Regions from separate parts of the Homo sapiens genome. Here region 1 is linked to region 2. The links are chromatin contacts, found by Hi-C in ENCODE. All regions are on one chromosome and are shown on one strand. The core of a region is the stretch at or near the end of the contact, and the rest is flanking DNA. Distances in the headings are between cores, read along the strand shown.

Region 1 (4,948 bases), core at 2,449-4,948, 6.9 Mb before region 2:
GAGACAGAGTCTTGCTCTGTTGCGCAGGCTAGAATGCAGTGGCATGATAATCTTGGCTCAATGCAACTTCCTCCTCTCCGGTTCAAGCAAGTCTCATGCCTCAGCCCCCTGAGTAGTTGGAATTACAGGTGCACACTACCCCACCCAGCTAATATTTTGAATTTTTAGTAGAGACGGGGTTCCTCTATGTTGGCCAGGCTGGCCTCAAACTCCCAGCCTCAAGCGATCTGCTTACCTCGGCCTCCCAAAGTGCTGGGATTACAGGCGTGAGCCACCGTGCCTGGCTAATTATTCTTTTATTGAGACAAGGTCTTGCTATGTTGCTCAGGCTAGCCTCGAACTTCTGAGCTCAAGCAGTTCTCCCACCTCAGCCTCCCAAGTAGCTGGGGCTACAGGTGCTCACCACCACTTCTAACTAAGGCACTATCTCCTAATACAGTCACATTCTAAGATCCTGGGGGCTAGGGTTTCAATATATGAATTTGGTGAGTCCATAACACCAGTATTTGCCCTTCCCAAAGTTACAGACATAGATAGTCCCAGTGTGTTCTAAATTTCCGAGGGTTTTTTTGTTCTGTTTTGTTTTTTTCCACAAAGTTCTCTACCTCCTGTCCCAATTTAGCACTTTCTCAATGTAAATCACAGGGATGGTTGGCTAGATCTACTTTTCTTTATTATTATTACCACCTACATCTGGGGATTACAAAGATTTTTAAGGCTGGGATTAAGAAGCAACTAGTTGGCTTCCAGCCAGGTCTGGGCAGCTTTCCATAAGCTATCCAAACTGCTCCTATTTACCAAGTCTTCAGAGTCAAAGAGGAGTTATATAGTAGATAGTGGAGCAGGGAAACGTGAAAGGAGAAGAAAAAAGTACATCTATGCCCAGAAATGCCTTGTCATGGGTCCGTCTCCATTCTTTATAAGACATTTCCTGTGTTACAACACATCGGATTAACAAAGCTAGACACAGGCAACATGGAGGAGAAACTGTTCTGCAAAGGAATCCGGTTTCCTTTCAACATTCAGTTTCATTTTCACTGGCAGAACACCAGCCACACAGACACGCACACACAGACCCTGGGCCCTGACTGACATTTCAAACACCCCCGTTCCAAATGTGTTTATATATTTTTCCAGCCAGAAAAAAAGCCCCAAATTTAAACAAAGTCATTTCCCAAACCACCAGCTGTCTCCTTAATGAATTTTGTTTTTTGGACTTAGTCACAAGCAACCCTTTCTGACCCACTTATTCATTCAATAAATAATGAGTACCTCCCCAGGCTTGGGGATATAAGGCCATAAGCTTGGGAGGGATACAAATAAGTTCTGATAAATGGTATCTACTTCAGCCCTCTACACTAAGTGCAGTGCTGGGTGCCTTAAATACTTGGGAAGGTGTTATTATCTCCACTGTACAATGAAGAAGCTGAGGCGAAAAGAAATTCAAAAGCCAAAGTTAAGCTGGGTGTGGTGGTTGCTTTGGGAAGCAGACAAGGGCAGATCACTTGAGGTCAGCAGTTCAAGACCAGCCTAGCCAATATGGTGAAACCCTGTCTCTACCAAAAAATACAAAAATTAGCCAGGTGTGGTGGTGGGTGGCTGGTGTAATCCCAGCTACTAGGGATGCTGAGGCAGGCGAATCACTCGAACCTGCGAGGAGGTTGCAGTGAGCAGAGATCACCTCACTGTACTCCAGCTTAGGCGACACAGCAAGACCATGTCTCAAAAAAAAAAAAAAGCCAAGGTTACAATGGGCCTTGGAAATGTCAATGGAAGTGTCAAGCCCAGAAGCCAAGTCATTGGGTCAGTGCCCTTTCTACTATCAGAGGATCTTAACCTGGACCCAAAAACTTAGATGGAAAAGTATTTTACATCTTTATTTTTACGGATATTTAATATTTACATCTTTTATTTCTCTAGTATCTAACTGAAATTTAACATTTACTTCAATTATGTATGTAGCCAACAAACCACAGCAGTATTGGCAATACTAAGACTTTGTCACCAATAGAAATCACAGATATTGGCCGTGCGCAGTGGCTCATGCCTGTAATCCCAGAACTTTGGGAGTCCAAGGTGGGCGTATCACAAGGTCAAGAGATCGAGACCATCCTGGACAATATGGTGAAATCCTGTCTCTACTAAAAATACAAAAATTAGCTGGGTGTGGTGGCACACACCTGTAGTCCCATCTACTCGGGAGGCTGAGGCAGGAGAATCACTTGAACCCAGCAGGCGGAGGTTGCATTGAACCGAGATCGCGCCACTGCACTCCAGCCTGGTGACAGAGTGAGACTCCGTCTCAAAAAAAAAAAAAAAAGAAGAAAGAAATTACAGATATTTTCTTATATTACAAGTATTACCTATATCTTGAAATAATTGTTTATGTTCTTTACTACTTCAAAATTATGGTAACTATTTAATCCACTGCTAGATCTTGTTATTTAATAACCTTGTTATTAAATAACGCATTCGTTTTTTAAAGACATATATATTACCATATCATAAATTCTTTTAATGTTTTGACATGTGTTTTGCAATTGGTTTCCTTTATAATACTCTTCCTTTTGTTTTATACCTTTAAAAAAGCATTGTTCTGGTCCAGCGCGGTGGCTCACTCGTGTAATCCCAGCACTTTGGAAGGCCGAAGTGTGCGGATCATTTGAGGCCAGGAGTTCGAGACCAGCTGGGCAACATGGTGAAACCCGCCTCTACTACAAATACTAAAATTAGCCAGGTGTGCTGCGCCTGTAATCCCAGTTACTCGGCAGGCTGAGGCAGGAGAATCGCTTGAACCCGGGAGGTGGAGGTGGCAGTGAGCCGAGATCGCGCCACTGCACTCCAGCTTGGGCGACAGAGCAAGACTCTGTCTCAAAAAAAAGTATTGTTCTGAGAGTCTTTAGCCTTCCCAGAAATGCCAAAGGGGTGCACAGCACAAAAATGGAACAGAGCCCTGCATTATAGCAATGGGCAGCGCAGGCAAAGCCAGGGGCTCTGTTCAGCGTCTTTGAGCAAAAAGCCAGGTTGGAATTTTGATAAATAAAAGAGACAGATGAAGAGGAAAGGAAATGAGCCCAGATTCCACCAGAAGACCCCTTCTCCCTTTCCACCAATTCCTGTTCAGCAGGTGCCCTAAATCCTCTCCCCTTCAGGTTTCAGCTGCAGCCGACCCCTCGAGCGCCCCCTCTGTCCCACGCGCAGTGTCGGTGGATGACTGTGTCAATCCCTGGCCCCCGGACGCCGAGCACCCACTCCCGCTCCAGGACGGTGCCGAGTGACAGTCAACAGGTGGAAGGCGCCAGAAACGTCCACACACCAAGACCACGGATACTTCGGTTTTTAAGCACCCCTCGCGGGTTGGCCTCTCCGCGGCCCTGAGGCTCTGACACTCTGAGAAGGAAGCAAGAGTCCCAAGACCCGGGTTCCAGACAAGGGCAGCAAGAGCTGCAGGTGTCCGGAGTTGAGGAAGCAAAGTTTGGGGCGCGGCGCACCGGGTCTGCGGAGTCCCAGCTGCGGAAACCGAGTTAAGCTAACAAACAGCCTCAGTGGTGGTCGCTGTCCCCGCCCAGTCTCCCTCCGCTGGCCCAGGGCCAAAGATCGGCCGCGGATGCCTCTTACCCGGGCGTGAGCGGAGCCTTCGGTCACTGCGTTGGCGCAGCAAAAACCTTCGCTCCCTTCTGGGTCTCAAGGCCTGGACTGGGGCCCCGCCCGCCTGCCATCCGGGCGGAGGCTGGAGGCGGGGAAAGCGAGGCTCCCCCCAGGAAAGGTCCCGAAAAGTCCCGCCGTGCCCCGCCCGGCGCCGCAGCCCAGGCACCATGGTCAGTGAACACACCAGGGCGTTGAGCGCTCACGGGGCACAGAACCAGGAACAAGCGTCCATCCGGCCTGGGGTGCTGCCGGCTGGACAGACTCGCCCCTTGCGCGCCCTGAAGGGCGGCCCCGCAGGCTGGGGCGCACAGGCGGAGGACACCGAGGCCACCTGACGCTTCCGCCCCTGGGTGCCAACAGCGTTTTGTAATCAGGGCAGGCAAAAGCGGAGGCGGGGCGCTGTGCAGAGAGGCTCTGGCTGTTCCCACTGGGTCCTCCTATGTGCCCTGGGCTTCTCACCGGGTTCACACAGCTGCCCAGAAACACAGGTATTCCCGCGCTCATTTCACAGAGAAGGTGACCGAGGTTCAGCTTTGGTGTGCGCTGGAGCCCTTCCTTCAAAACGCGCAGGCAGGGGTAAGCTGGCTTCCAGCCACTGGCCTCCACAGTGTCCCATCCCATATTCATGACTGGACATTTTCAGTTGGCGGCTCTTTCCAGGTTGATGTAAAGTCTCAGTGAGTGGTTCTCCACCATATCAGATTCAGTAACCCTTTTTACAATAAATACAGGGTGTCCCAAAAGTCTCATAACCTGAGAAGTGCAAGTGCTAGAAGCTTTCAAAAAAACAAACAAAAATAAACCCTTGAAAGTTTGAGTTTCTTTTACACTTATTTGGTTTTATGAATTTTGAATATATATATATATATATATATATATAGTTGTTGTTGTTGTTTTTTGAAACAGAGTCTCACTGTGTTGCCCAGGCTGGAGCGCAGTGAGTAGAGCAATCTCGGCTCACTGCAACATCTGCCTCATGGGTTCAACCAATTCTGGTGTCTCAGCCTCCTGAGTAGCTGGGACTACAGGTGTGTGCCACCATGCCCGGCTAATTTTTGTATGTTTCAGTAGAGATGAGGTTTCACCATGTTGGCCAAGCTGGTCTCAAACTCCTGGCCTCAAGCGATCTGCCCTCCTGGGCCTCCCAAAGTGCTGGGATTACAGGCGTGAGCCACCATGCCCAGCCTTGAATATTATTTTTTTAAATGTTTTCAACTGATACTTTCTATCTTTAATCAAAGAGACTGACTGTATCTATGGCAAAATCATCATGAACAATACAATACAAACGCAGACTGTA
Region 2 (5,769 bases), core at 2,380-4,879:
ATTTGTGTTGGATAAATGAAAATGACCATTCCGCTTTTTGCTGGGCTGTTTGGTTTAGGTGTTTTTGTTGGGCTGTTTGTTAGTTGATTTGTTTTGTCTTTGTAGGACTTCATTTGAATTGAAATTTAGTCAAAGAAAGAAAAATTGTGTTCCAGTTTGGCAAAGGAGTACATGTCTATCTGATTTTTGCTTCATTATTTATTTTGATTTGAAAATATGTCTTTATATTAAACCTCTTTACAATATGGATTTGAAGCAGATAAATTGTTTGGTCTGATTCACATCACAGCTTCTGAGTTAGCTTAGAAGAAAACCATCAACTGATGTTTCCGGTAACCAGCAGCAAGAGAGCTCATGAAAAGGCAGGCACACCTCCAGTGACCACTAGGTGGCAGTTTCACTCTCAATATGACCAGATTGACAATGTCCATCCAAGAAGTCTGGGGCAGGTAAGTTGGAGCACAAGACCAAGCTTAACTAGGCCTGTGGGTGGAAAAATGAAGACCCAAACTCAGCCCTGAAGAAAATGGAGTTATGGAAAAAACAGCACATGGAAAATGTAAAGGAATGCCACTAGACATTATTTCACTGAAAGGTTAGCTAAGTTAACCACAGCCACAAAATCAGTAGAGAAAAGACGTGCCGGACCCGAGACAGGCCAGACAGTGTTGAAAGGCAAAGGAGTCTCCAGTCCACCCTCCATGGCTGGAGCCCAGACCCCTGGGGAAAGGCAGGATGGTTGCAGGCTGGTCATTGCTGAGCCCCTGGTAATGTGCCGAGTGACCAACTTCAGGTGTCTCTCCGCCAAGACTGCTTGGTTCTCCTCTTCTGAGTGACCCCAGAAGGAACCCCTGAGAGACACTGCTTAGTCTTTCTAGTTCCCATTCCAAAGTTGGATAAGGGACTTTTCAAGCTTAAAGTGGGAACGAGGGGCAGGGCTTATCTCCACAGGAAGCCAAGGTGGCTCCTATCATAGCAAATCAAGATACTTCATGGGTACACCCACAACAGGCCAGCCAGGGCCCCTGAGGAAATTATGTGGACTATTAACCTTAAGGAGGCTGCAGGCCAAAAGCATCAACCGACTTCTATCAGGAGTGTATTTTTTTTTTTATGATGCAGAATAGGGAATAGGGAAACTATCCTGGAATAGGGAAACTGAGGCCCAGAGCAAGCCAGGGATGAAACAATTCCATCCCCCGTGACTGAGAAGAGAGCCTTCAGGTAGGCTTGAGGAAACAAAAGCCCTGAGGAAGCTGTCTTGGCAATGTCCAGGTTATTACACTATAACATCCACTCATACGTTTGTGGTAGGGCTTCAACTTTTACACACGAATAACCTGAGTGATCGAATTACCTGTTCTCTTCTCTTTCTCTGCTACCAACCCCAGAAAGACTGCAAAGAATAGACACTTGAGTCTAAACCAAACTGCTAGGCTCAAAGAACACTGCACCAGCTATGAGGTAATAACCACCATGGGTTACAGGATCTGTGAACGGGATAAGCTCCTTTACTTCCCCCCGGCTGGAGTGTGAGTTATAAAACAGACTAACAAGGAGAGGGAGAGACAAGTTTTCAGGAAGAGCTGGTAAGAAGGCACCTGCAGCTTCTCCCCAACATCTTACACACCACACCGACATCAACCTCCTAGTTTGACATCCCTGTAACTAGGCCTTGACATCAAGGCCTAGTTTGGGTGGGGAAAGTAACCCCCAGAGGATCTGAGAGGAGAGATTGGCATGCTCTCCTCCTGGTGGACTTTCCCAAGTAGCAGCCCCCACAGACACATCTGTCACTGGGTCGCAGGAAGACAGGAAGTGGTGAACGGCGGGGCACAGTTAGGTAGGAGGGGCTGGAAGCCACTTCTGGGCTTCTCTTGGAGTCAAACTTTGTAATGCAGGAGATCCATGCATTTCCTTGGACCCAGCATTGTCTGAAGACATGAGCTGGAGCTTGTATCAACTTGCCAGCCCCAAAAGGACTCTTGGAGAAGAGAAGGGAAGCATCTTCTCCCAGATTCCAATCCCTGAGCTCTTGTTGGTGGCCCTGGGTTAGATGTTCACTTGCTCTGAGCCTCAGCTTTCCTCCCTGTAAAATGGGGATAACATTACCTAATTCATATAGTTGTTAGAATTAAATGAAATAAAATTCATCAAGTTTCTTGTACAGAATAGATGACTAATGAATGGGATGGGTCTGGAGCACCTGCCTGGGATGGAGCCACTGACTGACTATGAAGGAGCAGAGAGTTCTACGTGCTTCCTAAAAACGCCAGCTTCTAGCAACACCTATGCCAGGGGACATCAGCAAAAAAGTAAACCCAGGGGTGCCAAGAAGCACTTGAGACCAGAGTAAGGATGCCCTCCCCGTCACTGGCACACAGCTAACCATGGAAAAGGACTTCTCTATGACTGCCAGCCACCAAGGAAATTAGGGACACCAGAGGCAAGAAAATTATGTTCAGTTACAAAATACATTCCATTTTATAGCCATTTCTATTATCGGTTGCTACTATAATAAATTACCAAAACTTTAGCAGCTTAAAACACACACTATCATTTAGTTCTATGGGCCAGAAGTCCTATGGGTCTCATAGGACTAAAATCAACGTCTCGGCAGGACAGCGTTCCTTGGTGGCAGCTCTGGGGGTGCATCACTATCTTTGCTCATTCTGGTCTTGACAGTTCCGTGGGACTGTAAGACTGAGGTCCTTGCTGGTTGCTAACTGGGGCCACCCTGAACTCCTAGAAGACATTTGCTCTGTCCTTACATAGAGTCCCTACCTCTCAGAACCAGCCACAGGGCATGGAATCCTTCTCTCATGGCCCTCTCTTTGACTCCAATTCCCCTAGCTGCATTTCTGTCTCTGACTGCACCCAGGGAAGCCTGTCTGCTTTTTAGGATTAGATTAGGCCCATTCGGATAATCCAGGATAATCTCTTTATCTCAAGATCCTTAATGTTAACCACACTTGCAAAATCCTGTTTGCTATTAAGATAACATATTTACAGTTTCTAGGAATGAGAATGTAAACATCTTTGGGTTGGGGGAGTGGGCATCTTTCTGTCTATCAAACTATTCACCAGGCATTTATTTACTATCTTAATGGCCAAGTACAGTGCTATGTGCTGAATTGATGTTGGTATAAGGGGCATGGGGCAGGGGAGAAAGTCTAGGATGGGTGATGCCCCCCACTGGGATATCTGACTTAGAGCTTTGCAGTACTCCAGGGGATGCTGTTGACATAAAATACAATGTAGATTGTAACTCTCACCTCTCACTCCCTTAACCCTCTTGACTCCCCAGTCCTTGCCCCTGACTTATACAGGCTGGAGGTGTCTGAATAAGGTCATTCCAGTTCTCTGGGAGGCAGGAGCTAAGCTCACCAGGGGACTGAGATCCAGGTTCAGCCATAGCAGAAACTGAGAACCCTGCTAGATCCAGGTTCAGCCATAGCAGAAAAAAACAGAGCAAGGTGGGACTTACAGCCATCCAAACAGACGCCTGGAGACAGATGCTGCTCCTGCCCTTAGCCTTGCTTCCTGGCCTGGTTTCATGGTTCCTCCGGGGACTAGAGAGGGAAATGCCCAGGTCCTCTTGGGCCCCTTGTAGCTCCATATCAGAACAGAAAACCTGTCACTAACTGAAGTCCCTTCCGGCTGAGGTACCCCGGCCTATATTTTGCAGCTCCAGGGCTCATCAGAGCCACCAATTTGCTGATGGGTTCTCAACCACAAGGATGGTGAGTCAGCACAGTGGTTGACTCTCAGCAGAGAGGATGCAGCCTTCAGCAGAGCTCCTGGTGGGGCAGCCTCCTGATCAGCCTGTGCTGTGGTCCTGCCCCTGCATTTCTTCCAGTCCTGGACGTCCCTGGCCTGGCTGGCACCCTAGTCGCACACCCAAGAAGCAGTTCAGCTTGCTGAGCACAGTGTTTCCCAAAACTGTGGCATAAGAGGTGAAGGATAGACCAGGGAGGAAGTCTTCAGCCCAGTCTGACAAACACAGGCCAACGTTTGGCCAACAGCAACTCAGGCTCTTTGCTCTAGGCCAAACTTGAAACATTAGTGTGCTGGTAGGTGTTCTGCCTTCCCTCCCTCTGCTCTAGAATTCAGATCTGGAAGCCAGGTCCTGACAGCTGGGATCCAGATGCAGTCCCCATCACAGCATCACATTCTGGCCAACCAGGCTTCCAGTGGCAGGAGCTGCCACCAGGAATGGGCACCAGTCCTCTCTCAGTTAAAAAGCCTTTGCTTCACACCACAAAACCCAAAGTGCCAGCTGTGGTGACAACCACTGCTCCTACCACTTAAAATTTGCTGGCAAGGGAGACTTTTAGAGAATGATTCCCCCACAAATATAGCATTCCTTTTTTTAATCTTTCCTGTACCCCTCTTAGGGCTAAGTTACTGATGATAGCCCTGCGTGATACAGAGCAAGCTGGCAGCAAGGAGGAAAATTGTCAGCAGTGACAAGCTCCAGATGACAGTTATGTGGCTTGGAAGGCAAGTCTTACTCTAAAGAGATCCTGCCCCCATCCCAGCTCTGGATTACTTGGTCTGATAGGTTTTACAGGGTATGACCCCAGTTTTCTGTTTAAGGACATTGGCCTCCAGATATGACTAGGAGGGAGTTTTCCTCTAATATCTTTCCGCAAAGATCACCATGACAATGACCAGAATAATAAATATCTATAATCACATGCAATCTTTAGCTTTAGTAATAGAGTGTGACAGAGAACTCTGCTGCTGCTGCTGCTGCTGCTGCTGCTGCTGCTGATAGTGATGGCGATGATAAGGAAGACACAAGATAATCTGACCTTCCTCAGCCTCTGATGGCTGATTACAGGTAGATGTGGCTTCTGAAGCAAAGTTACATAATTCACCTCTTGTTCCTGATCCACTTTTAGCAAAACTTCCGTGGAAAGGACCTTGTACCTTCTTGAAGTATCCAACATGCTGTCATCTTTATGTTTTCCTACCAAGTTCCCACATTTCTGCCTCAGTGGGTTCTACAGTCTGAACCCCAGAAACAATTTCATAGTTCAAACATCTGGCATGCTATTACATCAAAGGGATTGCAGATTCCCAACCTGGAATGGAAGAATCCTTGACTCCCCGCACCCGCCCCCCAATTCTGCTCTACCTCAAAACTGCCTACATCATCTCAACCACCCAAGTTTTGGGAAACGGGTGAATTCCCTCTTCCTTTTCATTGAGACTAGCCCAGGTCATAGACCCAATCTCTTTACTGGGGACTTAGGCTAATAATTTCGAGTACACAAAATCAATAGCAAAAATAAAGTCCCACGTTGCAGAACATCCTCAACTGAGGAGAGAGCTCATTGGTTGAGAGTGTTTGTAGTATCATGCACTGCCCAGGAATGCAGAGAACACGTAGTTCTGTTAGCTCTTATTGATTGAGAGTGGAAGACAGCTCTTGGAATGTAGGGAAAAACTTCTACGGATGTCATGGAAATAAAGATTCATGTTTTTTAAATAATGGAATCACAATGAATCAGACCAGAGTGACATTAAACTGGATGTCCCTGTCCTTAAAGTTGAAGGTGAGATCCTTTCAGGCAAGCAGGCAATGCTGTCACTGGGAGACTCTCATGAGTTCTGGGAAGACAAGGCTCCCAGTATAGAACATCTGGTAACTTCCCAACTGTTACACTATCTTTTAGGAACCATTAACATAAGTGTCCAGTCATGTCCTGGAATTGGCCTAAGTTCCATGTGTGCTCTTAAAATGAACTTGGACCCTACTCT

The links. Hi-C counts contacts between places; a loop is a spot of excess contacts on that map. Pooled maps may share reads with other maps.
Region 1: a loop to region 2 is called in a pooled map, with 2.9 times the contacts of the local background. The contact joins the promoter of SQOR here to the promoter of LINC02694 in region 2. A Hi-C loop is called at or near these places in 3 of 50 pooled maps.

Annotation. Positions count from the first base shown.
Region 1 is chr15:45,633,779-45,638,726 of GRCh38, reverse strand. It overlaps SQOR (sulfide quinone oxidoreductase), which reads right to left and starts at 3,698. Exons shown (of 10, transcript NM_021199.4): 1 at 3,619-3,698. RefSeq lists enhancers at 928-987, 1,018-1,097, 2,927-2,976, 3,007-3,096, 3,559-4,554 and a silencer at 3,577-3,746.
Region 2 is chr15:38,694,458-38,700,226 of GRCh38, reverse strand. It overlaps LINC02694 (long intergenic non-protein coding RNA 2694), which reads right to left and starts at 3,629. Exons shown (of 2, transcript NR_160786.1): 1 at 3,488-3,629; 2 at 189-2,089. RefSeq lists an enhancer at 3,470-3,519.